Regions from separate parts of the Homo sapiens genome. Here all the other regions are linked to region 1. A link is an interaction called in ENCODE POLR2A ChIA-PET data of the cell type or tissue named here. Cell type or tissue: MCF 10A. All regions are shown on one strand. Region 1 holds the start of TBC1D23 (TBC1 domain family member 23). Region 2 holds the start of HP09053 (a long non-coding RNA gene). Region 3 overlaps CMSS1 (cms1 ribosomal small subunit homolog). Region 4 overlaps CMSS1 (cms1 ribosomal small subunit homolog). Region 5 overlaps CMSS1 (cms1 ribosomal small subunit homolog).

Region 1 (4,000 bases):
GCATAGACTACATGCCCATGAAGCTGGCTCTGGCTCCATTAAAGAACATAGAAGTCAGAACTTTCCACTTTATTTTGACAGAATAAAGAACTGTTTAAAAATGTCAAGTGACATATTTTTAATGGGAAAATATTTTACCAGAGACTATAAAGCAGTTGCTGATTTAATTATACTCAAAATGAATCATAATTGAGGACTAGAATCTTCTTAACCAGTGAGCAACTGCTTCTCATGTCAATGACTGAATAGGTTTTAAAACCATTTTCTGAAAAGTTTCTGAAAATCTACTGGCAACAATTGAAGGGACCCAGGGGAGGTCCTGAATATTAGAATGGTAATGTGACCTAGATTCACGTCTTTTATTCTTTTTGATAGAGGGCATCTACAGTCTCATTCTATGTTAAAAGAAATGTTCCCTAACAGAGAACTGAACATTACAGAGATCCGGGCCTTGGAAGTGGGTGCAGTACCATGCAGATCTGTATTATTTCCCTTTAGGGAAGAGAGTGAACATGTTTTTGGTTGTAAATGAGATAGCTGTACTGTTTTGTATCTATTTAAAACAAATAGTTTTTGAAACTATGAAACATTTTAGATACCTAAGTATAGACTCTATAAAGAACACTGGCCACCTATGTGGCCACCTTGGGGCCCTTAATAAATATTTAAAAATTCATGGAAACTCCTCCCTTTCCCTGAATGTAACTGCCATTCCGAGTTTTCTATATATCATTCTCCTGCATTTTAAACTCATATGGATCTATTTTAAATATATTGTCTTTTAAACACCAACTATAAATGATACCATACTTTACCTATCCGTCTGCAATCTGTTTTGCTCATTTAACAGCGTATTTTTCAGATGTATCCATATTGTTACATGCAGTTCTACTTCATCACTGTTGTTTTCAGGGCTTGCAAAAGCGTTTCTTTAGGTCCATCCTCCTGAGCGTGTGCTCACCCCAAGGCCCCGGCGGTGGCCAAGTGTCCGCCCATGCGGTGTAAAGGGGAAGTGGAACGCGTAGAGAAGGATTTTGGCAGCTCTGCTTGCCTGGAATTCCAGTCCTAGAATTCTAAATTCGGACTTGATCTTCCAGACTGTTAGGAAGATATATTTAAGGTAGGAGGCTAGAACGTATCTCCTTTAGTATATAGCTTCATTTACAACTTTTAAATATTCAGTCAAAAAGTATGTGGGCCTTCATTTACACTTTTGACGGGGCCTCACAAATAGGGGTGGTCTGCCCCTTTCCTTACGTCCCACTCTTTCTTCAAATTAAATTGCTACAGCAGGAAATTACTGAACTGTGGCTCTTCTCCTACGTCCGCCTTCCCTATGTCAATTCCCATTTCCCTTGCTTTCTCCAATAGTTAGGACTGTAAATTCTAACTTTGTTAATTTCGACGCCAAGCTGGAATGAAGACGCTAAGTGGACGCTAAAAAGACACGCTGTTTGTCACACAAGGCCTCCAACTGGGACGGCGTCCACCGCGCCCCGCCCCGCCCGCGGCACCGTGGCATCTTGGGACATGTAGTCTTTGGAGGGGCAGCTGCCTCCACCAAGTCTCCTCCCCCAAGACGCTGCCTTTCGGCCTCGGGACGCCGTGACGTTGCGTTCCTCCAGTCCCTTGCCACCTCCCTCTTTCTTCCCCTCTGGGGAAGCTCAGTGCTGGACTTCCGAAGACCTTTTACGACATTGAGTCTCGGAGTTGGTCTCAGCGCCGGATCCACTTTTCGGCAAAGTGACGTGGACGTCAACAGCAATGGCGGAAGGAGAAGATGTGCCGCCGCTGCCAACGTCGAGCGGCGACGGCTGGTGAGTGAAAGCCGGGGCTAATTTCCAATGCCCCTTTATTCTTCCTTCTCACCATCTTGCCGGTCCCCGAGGAGCCGTCTGGCGTCGGCATGGAACGGAGAGGCCGGTCCTAGGCGAAGTCCGGTGCCCTGCCCTACCCCTCTGCCAGCTGGGTGCCCCCTGCCTGCCTGGTTCTGCCCAAGGGACTGGGGCGGGACTCCCAAGGAGAGGGGTGTCATCCAGGTGCTGGGCCTCAGAACGGTCCTCCTGTGTCGTCTGTCAGTCTCCAAAGTGTGCTGGAGTGGGTGGCTTCAGGGCTGGGTTTGGCCGGAGTCCTGGCTGTGGGAGTTGGAGTAGGCTGAAGAAGGAAGTTTGTTGGATGCAGATCTGAGTCACTAAAATACAATGTGAAGAAAAGACGTTTTGAAATGACCACTGCGACCTTCGCCTGAGGGTTCAGAGGTTGACCCGAGGAGAATCCCTCCCACTTAGTTGGTATACTTTTTTTTATTCTGGCTGTTATCTCGTTTTGCATTCCAACAGTTTTCATCGTTCGTCTCCTTCACGCAAGTCATCTTTTCCCCTACTACCACATTTCTCACAGCTCGATTTCTGAGCTTTGGATGCAGTGTGGGACTTTGCTCTTACTGCACCCAAGCTGTTGCATGCTTACCTGATTTATACTCGGGATTGTGGGGGAAGACCGCCAATAATTTTTTGGTAAACTGCTCACCCAGTGTTAATCTTTGGGAAAGGCTTCTACTTTTGAAATAGTTGATCTCACGATACACTGTTAGGTTGTACAACATCATTTTTTAAAAAGGGACCTTTAGAGGCTTGTCTAAATTTTACAGTTGATCTAAGTGTATTGACCACATGTATTAGTTTTGGATTTGCTTGTTCGTTATATTGTATGTGTACAGCTCATGGGCACTTTAAAAATAATACAGGACATTGATAGACATCGACTTTAATCCCAGAGGAAAAAAATGGAAATCGTTGAAAGGGATAGATAATTAGTAATTAAGAAATTCAGCTCTCCATTAGCAGACATCAAACATTACCGTAGCGCTGGGCTCTCCAAGGTGTCAGAGGAAAACTTCATGGTGATCTAGATATAGTTTTTTTTTCTTCAACTTGCTTATGTTGGAGTTGGGAAGGTGTAACAAGGTAAAATTAATCTTATTCTTTGTGAGTGTGATTCAAAGTGTTACGAGAGGTTGGCGGTGGGGGCTGGGGCAGTTGGAGTCACTGGGGGAAAGCTTCATGAAAGCAGCAGTGTTTCAACTAGGCTTTGAAGAATAAGTAGGATTTAAGCCCCAGGGCTGTCTAATAGAAGCCACATATTGTAATTTAAAATTATGTAGTAGCAGCATTTAAAACTGAAAAGAAGGCTGGGCGCGGTGGCTCACGCCTGTAATCCCAGCACTTTGGGAGGCCGAGGCGGGCGGATCACTTGAAGTCAGGAGTTCCAGACCAGCCTGACCAACATGGTGAAACCCCGTCTCTACTAAGAATATAAAAATTAGCCGGGCGTGGTGGCGCGTGCCTGTAATCTCAGCTGCTTGGGAGGCTGAGGCAGGAGAATCGCTTGAACCCGGGAGGCAGAGGTTGCAGTGAGCCGAGATCGAGCCACTACTGTCCAGCCCGGCGGCAGTGTGAGGCTCGGTCTCAAAAAAAAAAAAAAAAAAAAAACACTAAAAAGAAACAGGTGAAATCAGTTTTAATAATCTATTTAACATATTTCAACATGTAATCATTGTTTAAAAAATTAGATAATTGTACATCTTTTTTGTGCCAAGTCTTCAAAATCCAATGTGCATTTTACAGCTACCTTATATTTCAATTTGGTCTAGCCACATTTCAGATATTAAATATCCACACATGGCTTGGAGCTAACATATTAGTGCAGAATCAGATTAAGAGATGGGAAAGGCCTCTGAATGGAGTAACTTTCATGCGCGTCCGTGTGAAGAGACCACCAAACAGACTTTGTGTGAGCAATAAAGCTTTTAATCACCTGGGTGCAGGCGGGCTGAGTCCGAAAAGAGAGTCAGCGAAGGGAGATAAGGGCGGGGCCGTTTTATAGGATTTGGGTAGATAAAGGAAAATTACAGTCGAAGGGGAGTTGTTCTCTGGCGGGCAGAGTGGGTGTCCCAAGGTGCTCAGTGGGGGAGCTTTTTGAGCCAGGATGAGCCAGGAAA
Region 2 (4,000 bases), 440 kb before region 1:
GTAATAATACCAGCTTGCATTTGTTGAGCACTTAACTACCTGCCAGATGCTGTTTTGATTGCTTTACATGTTCTAGTTAATTTAATCTTCCCAAGTACACCAGCGGTAGTTACTGTTGTTATCTTTATTTTACTGATGAGGAAGTTGAGACACTGAGAAATTAAGTGATTTACTTAATACTATTTAATTTAATTCACCCAATACTATCTATTTAATTGGTAAATAGGGGAGCTGTGATTCATATGCAGGCAGTCTGAAACCAGAGCCTGTGTGCTTATATTTCGCATTCTCATTATCAGTGGTAAGAATCTCATCTCTAAAGGAATAATCTGTTATCGGCTTAAAGAGACTCATAATTTAGAAAGTCTTTTGTTTATATATCATTATGAAATTGTGTCTATTAGTTTTCCAAAGTTTACTCTTTTAAAGAACACTGGTTACTTGGAGCTACAAATAAGCAGCTTTTCCATTTGGGCTTTGAGAACCATTTCTGCCAGTAACTCAAACCTGATCCTGGAGCTCAAAGCTTAACATATGTGGCTGCCTTCTTTAAATCTTTACTTAGTTATTTAATAGGGATGTCAAATGTAAACAAGACCCAGCTACTGAATTATTCTCCAAACCTGCTTTTTCTCCAAACTTTCCTGTCTCCATAAATTAAACCACCAACTACCCAATTTCACAAAGGCCTAGCAGTATTCTGATTTATTTATTTTTTTCACCCCTATATCTCATCCATCAAGTCCTGTTGTCACTACCTCGAAAACATATCCTGATTCTTTCTTTGCATTTTTCTTCGCTCTGCCTCCATTGGAGTATACATTTTCATCCTTACTGCCATAAGCTTCTAACAGGGCTCAGAGTTTCCACCTTGTCCCTCACTCACCAGCTAGAGGCCTTTTGAAAAGAAGTCAGGCCACTTTCCTGCTTAAATCTTCCAATAGCTTTTTCCCTGGCACATAGAATGAAATTCAGATTACTTACCATGGCTGGTGGCCACCAGGTCTTCTACTATTTACTCCCCTATAGTTTATGCTGCCCCACCCACACCAGCCTTCATTCTGTTCCTCAGTAGGCCACACTCATTCTGTCTTACTTAGCCGTTTGTGTTAGCTGTTCTTTTCCTTTCTGTCCTGTCCTTCTGATTGGCTGGCTTTCTTTCTTTCTTTTTTTTTTTTTTTGAGCTGGAGTCTCGCCCTGTCACCCAGGCTAGAGTGCAGTGGTGCGATCTCAGCTCACTGCATCCTCCACCTCCTGAGTTCAAATGATTCTCCTGTCTCAGCCTTCTGAGTAGCTGGGATTACAGGCGCCTGCCACCACACCCAGCTAACTTTTGTATATTTAGCAGAGACGGGATTTCACCATGTTGACCAGGCTGATCTCGAACTCCTGAGCTCTTGATCCGCCCGCCTCAGCCTCCCAAAACACTGGGATTACAGGCATGAGCCACCAGGCCCGGCCAGCTGGCTCTGTCTTAACATTAAGTACTCAGTTCAAACGTCACCTACTCAGAGTGGCGCTTCCTGATCAGGCAGTCTAGAGTAACTATCTAGGTGCTCTATTACATTATCACAATATCTATTAAATTATTATGTTATTATAATTCTCAGCAGAGCACTTAGCACCAACTATTATTTTTCCTTGTTAAATTAATTACTTTTTCCCAGCAGTAGACTGTAAGAGCTCCATGTGAGCAGGTATTTTGTTTGTCTTGTTTGCTTTAGTTTCAGGGCCTAGAGTAGTATCTGGATACAGCGAAGGCACTCATTAAGTATTTGTTAGTTAACCAATTAATTATTAATATTTCGTAGTCACACCTTGAAGACCTCAACCTAGGAGATCTTTATCAAAAGAACCTTGATCTGCTGGCAGATTTGTCAAACTCCTGTCCAGGCTTTTGACAGATTTGGCAAATGCCGCTTTTCTCTTTTCAAAATTACATTAGTAGTCCTTGTAAAACTGTGTCTAACATTTTATTGTAACCATATTTGGATTTAATTTTATAAATTACGTTTGGAAAGAGGACAAGAGACTCTTTGTAAATAAGCCTGTAATTTTTACTGGTGACAGCTTTTGTCACCTAGAATCAATGTGCTTATTCTTTTTGAGATTGCTGAAATGAGCTTTGTAAATATTTTTGTTGTAATATCATTTTATGGTATATTCTTCAAATTATATTGCTTTATCCATGGTGAATTCCTTCTGGAAATGGAGTAGGGGAGCACCTTGGATCTTTTCTTTAAACCCAAGTACCCAGGTTTTTTTGTTCTGTGTTTTTTCTATTTTCACACCAAAGTTAAACCTTTACAGTATTAGTTTTACATATAGACAGTCTTGCATTGTAGATGTTGTAAGGCATTGTCTCTACATATAAAATTCAGACTTGGAATATTTGTAGGAGATGTTAATAACACACAACAGAGGATCGACTTCTGGGCATGTTGTTTTCATAATCATTCGTCAAGCTCTCATGCTTAGCCTTGTTTTAGACACTGTACCAGAATTAGAGGGAAAAAACATAATCAGCTTACATTACAGGATTTACACATTGATGTGGTTCAGTCAAAATGCAAATAGTATTGACAGATATTCAGGGGCAAAACACAGGGGCAGGATGAATTTAAAAAGCAAGGGGAAGGAAAGAAGAAAGAGGAGGGAGAAAAATGACTATGTTATTAGTCATTGCTCTACACTTGAAGGCTGTAACAGATGGACACTTAGATAACCTTCATGGTCTGGTTTAATTTACTGCATATAATTTCCACAGTTCTTTCAGATGATTAAATGAGTGGTTCTTGACAACAATTACGAACATTTAAAGGTGGAAATTTATGCATATTTCCCTAAATTGCATGTCAGGTAGTTCCTGCTATAATTTTGCTAAATGTCCATGAATCTCTTGAAAAATACAACTCATAAATGTGGAAGGCCTATACATAACTTCCATTTCCTCCCTCAGATTCAATAATAATATATCATTTTGTGGCACAAATCTTTTTTTCTTTTTTTCTTTTTCTTTTTTTTTTTTTTTTTTTGAGACAGAGTTTTGCTCTTGTCCCCCAGGCTGGAGTGCAGTGGCGCAATCTTGGCACACTGCAACCTCCGCCTCCTGAGTTGAAGCGATTCTCCTGCCTCAGCCTCCTAAGTAGCTGGGACTACAGGTGCATGCCACCATGCCTGGCTAATTTTTTGTATTTTTAGTAGAGGGGGGTTTCACCACGTTAGGCAGGATGGTCTTGATCTCCTGTCCTCATGATCCGCCTGCCTCCGCCTCCCAAAGTGCTAGGATTTACAGGTGTGAGCCACGGAGCCCGGCCCAGCACAAGTCTTTTATCTGTTGTTAATCTGATGTTATTTAGTGGAACACTTCAGATGCATTCATAGAATTATACATTTTACTAAATATATCACAGCTTGAAATATAGTTTCCCCATTTTTATCAGCTTTCATAGAATTCTTAATTGATTTTTAAATGGCTAATATTGCTTATAAAAAGTAGTTGATCAAGCTCTTAAATTCCTATTTCTGAGTTCCTTGTTCTAGTTCACACTAGACCAGAGGTCAGCAAACTTTTTTCATATAAATCCAGATAATAAATATTTTAGGTTGTGTGGGTCCAGTCATCACCGTCATAACTGCTGTTGCAGTGTAAAAGCAGTCATAGAAAATAAATGTGTAAACGAATGAGTATGGCTGTGTTCCAATAAAATTTTATTTATGGACAACAATATTTGAATTTTATGTAATTTTCACGTCACAAAATAGTCTTATTTTGATTGTTTTTCAACTTTCACAGTGGGTTGAATTTGGCCTGTGAACCGCAGTTTGCAAACGCTGCCCCAAACTCAAAGTCACATCGTGAATTGTATGTCACGTGTCTTCAGGAGAAGAAATTTGAAACAAATCCAGAGAGAATTGTGTTTTACCTTAGTTACTCCGTTACTTAGTAGTTATCAGCTATGTATTAGACCAGTCACATATCTGTTAAAATCAGATATTT
Region 3 (4,000 bases), 260 kb before region 1:
GTTTACAGTTTGGTGTTTATTGTTTGAAGTGTATTGAAATGTGTACACAAATAACATACAGATTGGTTTACAAATAATGGAACACTTTAACAAATATATTACTCAGTAACTATGTTGTATATAAATGTGTAGTCAAAGCCTGTAGTTGACCTACGGCAAGACACTTGTAAGAGTAGCTCCTTGATTTAATGCCAACTATGTTTTCTATAAGATAACCTAGTTACTGGGTGATAGATTTTTTAAAACTGTTCAATTCCCTTTGAATTGTTCTATATTTCACACACACACACACTCTTCCCAAAAATATTATTGTGCCTACTTATTAATGCAGTTATTTTAGAGGTTAGCTGTCCTCCCAAAATTGGCTTAGATTTAAATAGGGTTAAGTGGTGATAAATTTAGTAGTAGTAGCCATACCCTCTCACTTTGTCTCAGTTCACCTATTTAATAGTATACTATGACCAGCAGATCAAATCAGACCCTTAATCTGTTTTTGTAAATAAAGTTTTATTGGAACATGGCTATACTCCTTCATTTACATATTATCTATCGCTGTTTCTGTGACGCAGTGTCAGAGGTGAGTAGCTGCGACAGAGATCACATAGCCCACAAAATCTGAAATATTACTATCTGGCTTTTTAGGGAAAAAGTTGGCTGACCACTTCCCTAGTTGATCAAAAAGATTATACCATCAGTAATCAATCAGAACAACCCAACTGAGCCCAGTTTATGAGAATGTATTGGTGGTTCTGGGATTTTACATCTTTAAAACTCTATCTGATTGCTTTTCGTAGGAAGAAAGTCAGCCAGAACATTGTTAAATGACAGGGTGGGGAGGGAGTGGGAGACATGTTCCATCTAGTTGGGTCTTGTCTTCCTGTCAGGCAGGTCACATCTTCTCCCTTTCTCTTCTTTCCTCTCCCAAAAGAAACAGTACACATTGCAGATGTGGCCAAGGTTTTCAAAATACCTGTAGGTTGGATCCTTTGAATTTAAACCAGTCTGCCAAGTCTTTGCTGCCAAGCCTCATAAATCATTTGGCTGAATAATTAAAGGGATGGGTGTCTTGTTGAATGCTGCACCAGGTGTGGTGGGGCAACTTACCCTCCCCTAAGCTGCTCAGCATAGAAGGTCGGGGACCCAACACGGTGTCGCCTATGAGGGAAGCACAATGAGACATCTGGTTTTCATCTCCAGTGGGCTTGTCCATATCCCCCCCAATTCTGAAGCTTTGTTGGAAATGCCCCTCTCTGGAGATTCCATCACAAATCTGCTGGTGATGCGTGTGTGACTGTTTGCAGCTCTGGAAAAGCGCGGTGCCACTGCAAGTGGAAAACATGCCCAAAGCTCACTGGGACTGACCACCTCCTGTACAGACCTGTGTCTCTAATGAATTCTTCTTTATTTGGAGCTGATGGTGTTGTACTTAAAAGCTGCTGGGTAAATCACGCACAGACTGATCATGATTTTGGTTTAGAGTTAGGTTAGAGCATCTCTTTTAAGTTATGAATTATTATGAATTTTTTGTACCTTCAAAACTTCTTGTTGTTCAAAACATTCTCCATACAGAAGATAGGTCTTAATACATTATATCCCCTGATACACATTTGCTTTCAAGCTTCTGTGGCTTAGACTGGAGTATCTCTATAATCTCAGGAGTGAATATTCACATTTTCTAGAACCACCAGTTTCTGCCTGCCACTGCTTACTTGCTTTTACAAGATTTGCACACAGGTACACACTCTTCTAGTAATTCCGAGTAGGATGGAAGTAGCCTAAAATTTGAGTGACCTAGATAGCTGATAAAAAGTAAAGCTGATTTTATGCCTAGCTTTTAAAACCAAATGCATATCTGTCCATCATATGGGTGTGATTGACCTCAATTTTTAATGATGAAATTACATAGCTAAAAAAGACCTTGAAGCTCATCTAATTGTACATGTGGAAACGGGGCCTGTGGACCTGGAGTGACTTGTCCAAAATGATGAAGCCTAGTCCCTTAGGCCTTAGACCAGGTGGCTTGATCTCTAGTTATACATCCCACCCCTATGACTTCCCCTCTAAAGCATGATTTAAACAAAAGGAAGTACCAGAAACTTCAGTTTGGGTTCATATTGCCTTCTCTGATGAGTATGTGTATGTTCTGAAGCTCTCTCTGCTGTCTGCAAATCAGACATTCTTGCTGGGTTGCATCAGAGTCCAGGCGACAAGATTGATGAAGAAAGGGCAGAGGAGGGATGACGTAATGGATTGTGCAGCATTTACCTGCGAATTATCTCTAGCTGTGTACTGCTTGATGTCTGTGTGACTCACATACTGAGGTACTGCCATCCCTATTATTCAGCACTGTAGCCTCACACTTACCTCACCCTGTGTTTCTCTCCTTTTCCTGCCAAATCTGATTAGAAGCACTTTTGTTGTAAGCCCATGTTTATGAAGCCATAAGTGGACTTCATACCAATGACCATGTGGAGAAAATAAAAGAATGTTAGAACTGGCAAGTTACACATTGACTCAGTCAAACCAGCTTGATTTCTGTCTCAGTGTAGTGCAGTAAATACTTACATAGCACCTGCCATATGCCCAGCACTGTCAGGGTTTTCTTCCCTTACGTGGTTGTTTTGTCTTCTTAGCTTCAGTTTAACCAATGCACCTAGAATAAACCTGTAGCAAGTGCCTACCATGTGCAAGTGACTATGATAGATGCGTTCACATGCATTTTTTCTTTTGAATCTCAAAACAACCCTGTGAAGTATCCATTTTGTAGATGGCCCAGGTGACTTAGCTAATGTGTGTCAGAATTGGAATTAGAATCTCAGTCCCTTGACACTAAGTACAGTGTTTTTTCCAGTGCATCACAAGTATATTTGATTTGTGTACTCGAGAAGTTTTTGCAAGAAAACTCTCCAGTTTTCTTAAGGTCATCTTCATACTTGATCTATGATCTTCATACTTGATCTAGTGTCTGCCTCTGTTGTTTGTTTACCCTTGAGATGCTAAAAGTCAAGAGCATAGACATATGTATATTTATTGAGCAATAACCATTAAGTTCTATGTTGAAGTTGTATCATACAAACACTAACTTTGCATGAGTTCAACTACACCTGCTCAGCAAATGAATATAAAGAGAGAAGGCATAAAAATTTACATTGTGCAAACAAGTCTTCTCAGGTTGTATTCAATGAGTCTATGCCTGGGAATGAACCTGAAATGGACGGTGTATATTGATTTTTCTGTACATGTCTGTTCCCACCTGCCTCTCTCAGGGTAAGCATCTTGCCTTACTCAGATGGTTACCAAAACTGGAGGCAAAATCCACCTTGATTCGGCCTACTGAGAGACAGTATTGGCTTCCTGCATGATGCCTTCCTAGGGGATTTGCAAGGTAATTTTGACATAAATTGAGGGTTTTTTCCCCCTTACATATTCTCCAAGAAACCTAAACTCCAAGTAAAATGCAGCTTCCGTAGGATGATAGTGGGTTGCATATAATCAAGGAGGGGATTTTTCTTTAGAGTGAACTGAAACTGTCTTGGGCTCAAGAACATTGTGTATAATGGTAGCTGAACATATCTTCTATTCTCTGTGTATTGTGACAGGTTGGAAGGATTAATACTGAGAAGATCAAATATTCTTTGTGTTCATAAGAGAACTGTGTTACCACTGAAACCAAGGGAGGAGAACCAACAGAAGGAAAAATCCAATGAGGTCACCCATCAGAGTGGTGGAGAAAAAGGATTAAGAAAATCCCATTAAATTTAGTTGCAGGTGACGTTTGAAAGAATAGTTGTAGTCAATTATAAGGTCAAAACCAAGATACAAGGAATTAAGAAACATCATCATCATCAGGACAGAGTAGCCAACAGGATGTCATGAAACCAAAAGAGGACGGCTTCATGAAGAGAGAGCACCATAGGTGGGGGTTGAGGAATGAGAACTGGGACTAGGTAGTGATAATACCTAAAAGGTAGGATTGGTGGGTTTAAAAGTGGAAGCACGT
Region 4 (4,000 bases), 400 kb before region 1:
TTAGTTTCAGAAATCAGCCTGTAAATAGAGAATAACTTCAGAGTCAGCTTAGCTTCTCATCTGTCTCTTTAAGGAAACCTATTTTTCACTATGTTCACTATGTAAATCTTGAATTTAATGTTTCTGATGTTATGAATATGGCAAGACTTTTATTCATTTAATATACAAACAACAAAGACAATCATTAGTACTAAGGCTATCCTGAGATGAACAGGGGATAGAGGATCCTATTCTCAAAGTGTTTATAGGCTAATTAGGAAAGAAAAAGGAGATAGTTCCAGCACAATTCAGTAAAGGCTCCAGAGCAGTAGTTCGTAACCTTTTAGGTCTCATGACCCCTTTACACTCAAAAAATTTTGAGGACCCTAAAGAGCTTTTGAGTGTATGGGCTGTATCTATCTCTTTACTGTATTAGAAATTCAAACTAAGATTTTAAAAATACTCATTAGTGCCAGATGCAGTGGCTCACACCTATAATCCCAGCACTTTGGGAGGCTGAGGCAGGCGGATCATGAGGTGAGGAGATCGAGACCATCCTGGCTAACATGGTGAAACCCTGTCTCCACTAAAAATACAAAAAATTAGCTGGGCATGGTGGCACGTGCCTGTGGTCCCAGCTACTTGGGAGGCTGAGGCAGGAGAATTGCTTGAACCCGTGAGGCAGAGGTTGCAATGAGCTGAGATCACACCACTGCACTCCAGCCTGGGCGACACAGCAAGACTCTGTCTCAAAAATAAAATTTAAAAAAAATCATTTGTTAAAAATAATAAATAATAATAAATCCATCATCTGCTAAATAACATATTTTTATGAAAAAATACTTTTACAAAATTATTTAGTGAGAAGAGTTGCATTGTTTTACATTTCTGCAACTAATGTCTGGCTTAATTGAAGACAGCTGTATCCTCAGATCTGTTTCACACATTCCATTAGCTGTCAGAGAAATCATCACACGTCATGGAGCCTCTGGAAAACTCCATATACACTTCTGAGAGAATGAGAGAGAAAAAGGTTGTGTTATTATGAAGATATCTTCTTCACTCTCAAAGGGGGCCACACTTTAAGAACCATTACTCCAGAGGATAGACAGTTGAAACATCAGTGGCAAATTTGTCTTTCTCTGGAAAAGCGTCTGGTTTGGGCTGTCACCTTGTGCTTCTTCTGTCAGCCTTTTGCTTCATCCTGATGAAGTCCCCCAATTCACTGGCTTAGTCACTGCTTTGATGTTTCCATCATTAATAAAGCCAGTCACTTGCTAACCGTCAAACATAGATGGGAGATTCTCTGCCTTCAAATGTTCTCTCCCAGTCCACAGAAAAGTCCTAAATGACAAAACTGTTTTCATAAGACATTGTGTTTTGTTTGAAACTCCAATTTGAAATAAGAGTATGGAAACCACTAAGTTGCCTGGTTTTTATAAATGGGTCCATCCATAGTGCTATGCAGTTCAGCTGACATTTAATTCATTTCAGACCTTGATGAGACAAATACAGTGACAGCTACTATGTGCAAGGCACTGTACTTGCTATTTGTCAGTTCTTTTTTCCCCAAAACCTGCCTGTATTCTTGCACAGATCAGTCTGATCATACTTACAGTATTCTCCCAGTAACAACCAAATAGTATGATGATACCAAAGCTTGTTTGGTCTTAAGATGTTTGAAACAGTGTAACAGTCACCCTAGTCCTAAGTATGTAACTTCATTTTGATGGGCTTAAATTCCTGTATTTGTTCTCATTATTCCAGAGCTAGTTTAATACATTACTTTTTCTTCCTGATTTAATATGTTGATTACTAAGCAGAAAACTGCATACATCACACTCCTTTATTTATTTTTATATCTGCTCTCACAGCTAGACTTTGATAGCCTGATTATGATTATATCCCATTTTATCTTTTAGCAATTCTTGTCTAATACATAATTTTAACTGTGTTGCGTTGATAGTAGCTGTGTTCATGGTTAAATAACCATGGATTTCTAGCAGTTTGCAGAGTAATTACATGGAATTTATTGGAAAGCTTCTTTATTTGAGATAAATTTTGGTATCAGGCCTATAATTTATGTTTCCTTGCTTTCCTCCCTGCTTTTTCTATGGGACTTTTCACTGTTTAGTCTAAATTTTAAGAGCACTCATAAAAATAGCTGTGACCCGTCTTTTTTATTCTGTGTATGCTGCTTCCTTGTATTTCACAAGTCAAAGGTTTTCTAAAAATTACAGCTACAGCATACCATAGCCATAATGTAATGTACAATTCATTTGACTTAGTCAGCAAGATCAGTAGAACAGTAACACTTTTTTTGGCATCTGCTAGTTGAATATGAGTGTACATCTATGTCTGCTTTATGTCCTTGTTACTGAAGATCCTGTCATCATCACTGAGATCCTTTAGAGATACCATAAATGGGTCCAGACCCAGCAATTTGGGTTAATACTATTTTCCTTCATTGTGAAATAAGAATTAGGGCAGGAAGTTAAGAAGGAGGCTTTAGCTTGGTGTCAGAGGAATATATGGTAAAAATGGTATACTGTTAGTCATTACTCTTCATCACCTGAACGATTAATCTTACTAGGCCCCCCAGAGGTCAGGAGAAGTGAAATAAGATGGAAATAGTCAAATGACCCATTAATTATAAGGAGCTTGGTAGCTTTTAGCAGAGAATCAGGATTCTAAAAAGCGGTACTGAAATCCTCAAATTGAGCACAAGGACTGGAATTGAGGCAAATCTCACTCTTTTAAGAGCAGAAAAAGGAGCAAAGTAACTGAGAAAAAGGGTCTCTGAAAGGTGAGGTTCCAGAACAAGTAAAAGGCCAGTCTGAGGGTCCACAGGCACAGAACTTGGGTAGTTAGGCAGCTACAAGGAGAATATTTTCATCTTGAGAACAAAGGAGGTGCCCATGATTCTGGGCTAGAAAAGACACTGTCCATGCTGCTATGAAAGGGCCAGGTGGAGACTTGAAAAGATGCTCAGGCTAGACCTGGAAGAAGAAACTGGAACTGACAGGGGAGTGACAACAAGTACAGCACATGTAAATTTGTACCAGGATAATTACTGCCTAAATAATGTGTTTTGACTTCTGCAGTACTGTATTGTTAGGGAGCTTTCTAGTAAGAACCTTTGGACAATGGATGTTCATTTAATACCGTGAATATTGTGCCTCTCCTATCACTCTTTTAATTTTTCTTATTAAAAATACCTACTCAAATGAAGTTTTCTTTATGCCGTTTACTCAGATGACATCTATCAAGAAGGAGCTTTTAAAAAGTTAATTACTGTGAATACACTGCTGTGCTAGAGAGTCTACTCATTTTTCTCACTTTTCTTTTTGTTTTCCTCCCCCACCCCCTGCTCCCACCACCACTCTGAATTGGGGTTCTTGATTATTTAGAAAAGATCCCTTAAATCAAAGTTTCCTCTTTTCCATACTTTCCATTTTGATTGTTAATACACCCCCGCCCTCCCAAAAAAAATTACCTGTCTTCCAACAGATTAAGACTTTAGGTCTTTGTCAGACTAACAGTTTCAGGTAGATGTCCCCTTAATCCTCCAAAGCCTACCTGGGCCTTCCACAGCCATGATGCCTTCCCCTGGCTGCCCTGTCCCTCTAGGGAGAAGTATCCAAAAAGCCACTCAGCATGTGATGCCTTGTATTATCACAGATGTGTGTGTATTCCTGAAAGTGCCTCCTAGTTCATGGCATACAGAGCTGCCTTTACACCTAGCATTGTGATGGTGCTCCTCCTGGGCTTGTCCTCAGGTTCCTAATGCTTTCATTGTTTATCATTGTCTCCATTCCTTCCTCCCACTCTCTGCAGTTGATTTTGTACTCTCTGTGATCTGCGTTCTTCTGTATCTTGTCTGTTTGCCCAAGGTAGCCTTCTTTAAGACAGGGATAATGTCTTCCCTACTGCCTGTTCCCTATTACCCCCAGCAAGAGATTGCAGTAAACAGTGCAGGTGGCAGAGGGCAGGTGGAATGACTGACAGCATGTACACTCTC
Region 5 (4,000 bases), 430 kb before region 1:
AGACGTGCTGCTTTTTGGGGGATGATCTTCATCAGGTCCACAAAGCTGCTTCACCATTTCCTGGAGAGATGGTCCTTTGGCCTTTCATAGTGGTAATTTTAGCTTTCCACATATTTCTGTAGATGAATGTATCCAGGCAGTGCATTGGTATGAGTTACCTTCTCCCTCCCACGTGGAGGAAGGTGTTGGAGGTGACAGTTCTCACGATGTGTAGCTTCCCACAGCCATTTTGGTAAATAGGCTTATCCATAGGCACTGTGGGGGCTTTAGTGGAAATCTTGGTGATGCCTGTAGATTTCGGTTTAGGGATCCGTGCTGGGATTCTCTGCTTGCATACCTCCTTGATCTTGAATTAAACAAGAGAACAAAAGGTAATTAATGGTACAGTTGGTGGAGAAGTAGAAATTGTTTAGGACATGGAGTCAGTTTGGAGGATTTGGCTTTGAAAGCACCAGTTTCTGGGGATGTATCAGATCAAAGATCGTCAGGTTGAAGAAAAGAATGTCAGTAAAGTAATCTGGTGTGTGTTGAATGTGTGCTGTGTGCACAGTTCTTGATAGAGATAGTGGTAGATACAGAGATGAATAGATATTTGGCAATCACGGTGTAGTAGGACATATACAAGAGTAGTGTCCCAAATTAATCTCAAAGAGCCATGAGATTGCCAGAGAAAGGTTAATTTCGAATGAGATTGTCTTTAAGAGTGCTTCATGAAGAATATGGCATTTGACTTGGGCCTTCAGACTTTTAAAAGTTTTCACAGTATGAGTGAGATGGGCAGCTCCAATGATGATTAGTGGAACAGCTTGGTAGTATGTATCAAGAGCCTTATGAATCTTTTCTAGGATGTAGAGAGGCAGTCAAGGATATTTGATTTTAGCATTGTTTATAATGATGAAAAATGGACAGTTAAATGAATAGGATGTGTTAAATGAATTATAGTATAATTATGACAACATGCTTTGTTAATGAGGCCAAAGCTTCAGGAAAACGTTTACTTAGATATGTTAAAAGTAGAATTTAAAACTGTGTACATGCTTTAATTATTTACATGTGAAGAGAAAAATACTAAAAGAAAATGCACCCATGCTATTGGTTGTTAACCCTGATTAGTGGACTTACAGGTACTTTTGATTTTTCTTACATTTTCTGTGTTCTCCACATATTTTATAGTAAGTATGCTATGAGAAAAAGGAACACTAAATTGTTTTAAAAGACGAAAAAGGAAGGAAACAACTTGGAGATCAGGACATTTCTGTGAACAACCATATTATCCAAGCCATGAGCAGTAGAAGCTGCAGTTGAAGTCAGTGACAGACTAATCAAGTCTGCTAATATTGTGACTATAGCATTAATAATAGCCTTCCCAAGATGGATTTCTGTGATGTCCTGTAACTTTATCAAGATTTAGATTGGGTCTCCAATTTAGTGTTCAAAAATCTATGTTGGGATCGTCTTTAAATTGTAGATTTCTGAATCTTACTCCTATGCATTGTAATTCATTGGTTTGTGGATATGTCCAGCAATTCACATTTTTAATAAACTCTCAGAGTGATTTCTTCAACTCAGGTGGTTGGCCTACCACACTTGGAAAAGTGCTGCCATAATTGAACTTCCTTTAGATGTAAGCTTTATTTTTTCTTCACCTGGAACTCTAGCCTACCTGGGTATGCATAGTTCAATACTGTGAAAGGCCGAGACAGATTGGTATGACACACAGTATTGGTGGAGCTCGTTTCTTTTGAGCAACACTGATACGTGTTGGTGAAGAAAATGTGGCTTGGAATGGTGGTCACTGATACTTTCAGGCCCAGCTGCCTGAAGGTTACTGGGCTCCTACTTGTTTCTACACCATTGATGTGCAAGCTTTTGTTTTCTAGGTAACTCCATTTTCATTACGTAGTTTTTACCTCTAGATGGCAGCAAAGGCTTGTTATTTTATCAGAACAACCCCAATTGTCATTCCTAAATCTTTTTTTTTTTTTTTTTGAGACGGAGTCTCGCTGTATCACCCAGACTGGAGTGCAGTGGCGCGATATCGGCTCACTGCAAGCTCCGCCTCCCGGGCTCCCGCCATTCTCCTGCCTCAGCCTCCCCAGTAGCTGGGACCACAGGCGACCGCCACCACGCCCGGCTAATTTTTTGTATTTTTAGTAGAGACGGGGTTTCACTGTGTTAGCCAGGATGATCTCGATCTCCTGACCTCATGATCCGCCCGCCTTGGCCTCCCAAAGTGCTGGGATTACAGGTGTGAGCCACTGCGCCCAGCCATTCCCAAATCTTTAAAAAAAAAAAAAAAAAGGCCTAGCGCAGTGGCTCATACCTGTAATCCCAGCACTTTGCGAGGCTGAGGCGGGCGGATCACTTGAGGTCAGGAGTTCGAGACCAGCCTGGCCAACACGGTGAAACCCTGTCTCTACTGAAAATACAAAACAGCCGGGCGTCGTGGCGCACTCCTGTAATCCCAGCTACTTGGAGGCTAAGGCAGGAGAATCGCTTGAACCCACGAGGCGGAGGTTGCAGTGAGCCGAGATCATAGCATTGCACTCCAGCCTGGGCCACAGAGCAAGACTCTGTCTCAAAAAAAAAAAAAAAAAAGTTGTTTTTTTTTTTTTTCTTGTATGACTTATCCTTGGACATGTTTCAGTAAATGAGGTATGGAGCATTAAAATGTGTCATCTCTTGGATCATTTTTATAGAGCGTTATGTCAAATAGCTCCAAGAAAGTTTTGTCCAAATTTGGAATGCATATTGCAAGAGAAATACATGCATATGGCTCTTTTAAGACCACACAGTGAATGTTCTACTCAGAGTTGGAGGCTCCTGGGTTTCATCAAAGAGCAGATGTCTTGGAGGAGATTAAGCAAGTTGGAAAGCTCATTCATAGAAGAAAACGATTTTTTAATAAATGCTTAACCCAGTTCAACATGAAGACTGGGATTTGGAATGCCTTAAAAGTCTGAAGGATGTTGAGTTCAATGAGGCAGAAGAAGTGGTTCCACCTAGGGAGCAGTAGAAAGAAGAGGAGTAAATTTGTGGAATATATTAAATTCTAAAAGTGTTGGTTTGTTTTATCCATAGATTCTCAAAAGAAACCTAGCAATCTAGAAGACTCCCTGGTTACAGTGAGTTATTAGAAGGCATTGAGTCATAATGAGCAAAAGAAGTATGGAAAGGTGAAGTGTTTTCAGTTGTATTCAAAGTCTCAGTTCTATAGCCCAATTTCTACATGACTCTTTTGTTCTTCCACTTTATCATGGAGCACAAATATACCAGAACAAAATCAGCATTTATGGAGAAACTATCAGATCTCAGACAGCTGGAGTCAGGATGTTTCCTTTTCTCTAAAGGAAATTAATTTTGTAAGTGCTTTGAACTTTTTGATCTGTATTGACAACGTGTTGTGTAAGAAAGCAGTGTTTTCTCAGGAGCGGTCCTGACTCCAGGGACTGCATCACACCTTAGCTCTAGAGGTTGAGAAGTTGAAGACTCCCAGAGACCTCTGGTCATTTTGATATGTGGTAATTGAGGTGGTGTGGGACGGTGGTTGGATTCAGGGCTGCTCACTCCCTTGGGGACTTAGCTGTGGAATGCTTGGCCAAGGCCATGTGTTATCAGAATTGACAGTGTTTTTGTAGTTTTGTTTTTATCTCAGTGTTTAATGGGAAAGTATATAAGCAATGATGATGGATATGGTGATGAAAAGAAGGAAATGCTAAACTGAAGAAAAATATATTTGAAATATTATTGCCTTCTTTTCTTTTGTCTTTTATATTGTTTGACAAATCACTGCTAATTTATGGGGAGTGGTGGAATGGAAATAAGAGATAATGAATCTGGCAGCTAGCCCAAAATTTCATAATGATGCTTTGGCTTTTTTCTCTTGATTTTTCTCAGAGCTCCCCTATTAAACAATGAAACTTTATCACTACAAGTTTTACGCTTTATACAGGAAAGGGTCTTTCAAAGGAAAGCTGTTTGATTTTATTAGCTCATTCTC

The links. Peaks named below come from ENCODE experiments on the same cell type or tissue, not always from the same donor. Only the 100,000 strongest peaks of a DNase experiment are listed, where the experiment ranks them.
Region 2: POLR2A ChIA-PET joins it to region 1 with 27 read pairs; 25 of 35 experiments call an interaction of 5 or more read pairs at or near these places.
Region 3: POLR2A ChIA-PET joins it to region 1 with 11 read pairs; 4 of 35 experiments call an interaction of 5 or more read pairs at or near these places.
Region 4: POLR2A ChIA-PET joins it to region 1 with 15 read pairs; 6 of 35 experiments call an interaction of 5 or more read pairs at or near these places.
Region 5: POLR2A ChIA-PET joins it to region 1 with 11 read pairs; 21 of 35 experiments call an interaction of 5 or more read pairs at or near these places.

What each region holds. Positions count from the first base shown.
Region 1 is chr3:100,259,255-100,263,254 of GRCh38, forward strand. It overlaps TBC1D23 (TBC1 domain family member 23), which reads left to right and starts at 1,738. Exons shown (of 19, transcript NM_001199198.3): 1 at 1,738-1,817. The coding sequence starts at 1,765. RefSeq lists enhancers at 1,142-1,810, 1,546-2,035, 1,811-2,479, 3,817-4,000. In MCF 10A, no CTCF peak of the experiment used is centred here; a DNase peak (open chromatin) is centred at 1,617.
Region 2 is chr3:99,822,760-99,826,759 of GRCh38, forward strand. The region is part of intron 1 of CMSS1 (cms1 ribosomal small subunit homolog); the gene reads left to right. HP09053 (a long non-coding RNA gene) reads right to left here and starts at 1,106. Exons shown (of 3, transcript NR_110821.1): 1 at 985-1,106. The region is part of intron 1 of LOC105374010 (a long non-coding RNA gene); the gene reads left to right. In MCF 10A, no CTCF peak of the experiment used is centred here; no DNase peak of the experiment used is centred here.
Region 3 is chr3:100,000,765-100,004,764 of GRCh38, forward strand. The region is part of intron 1 of CMSS1 (cms1 ribosomal small subunit homolog); the gene reads left to right. All of the region lies in intron 1 of FILIP1L (filamin A interacting protein 1 like), which reads right to left. All of the region lies in intron 1 of LOC105374010 (a long non-coding RNA gene), which reads left to right. Among named protein-coding and RNA genes, the nearest start is that of MIR3921, 38 kb to the left of the region's middle. In MCF 10A, no CTCF peak of the experiment used is centred here; DNase peaks (open chromatin) are centred at 947 and 2,267.
Region 4 is chr3:99,857,735-99,861,734 of GRCh38, forward strand. All of the region lies in intron 1 of CMSS1 (cms1 ribosomal small subunit homolog), which reads left to right. All of the region lies in intron 4 of FILIP1L (filamin A interacting protein 1 like), which reads right to left. All of the region lies in intron 1 of LOC105374010 (a long non-coding RNA gene), which reads left to right. Among named protein-coding and RNA genes, the nearest start is that of HP09053, 36 kb to the left of the region's middle. In MCF 10A, no CTCF peak of the experiment used is centred here; a DNase peak (open chromatin) is centred at 2,277.
Region 5 is chr3:99,830,260-99,834,259 of GRCh38, forward strand. All of the region lies in intron 1 of CMSS1 (cms1 ribosomal small subunit homolog), which reads left to right. FILIP1L (filamin A interacting protein 1 like) reads right to left here. Exons shown (of 6, transcript NM_001387850.1): 6 at 1-346. The coding sequence ends at 155. All of the region lies in intron 1 of LOC105374010 (a long non-coding RNA gene), which reads left to right. Among named protein-coding and RNA genes, the nearest start is that of HP09053, 8.4 kb to the left of the region's middle. In MCF 10A, a CTCF peak has its summit at 1,907 (motif pointing right); a DNase peak (open chromatin) is centred at 1,912.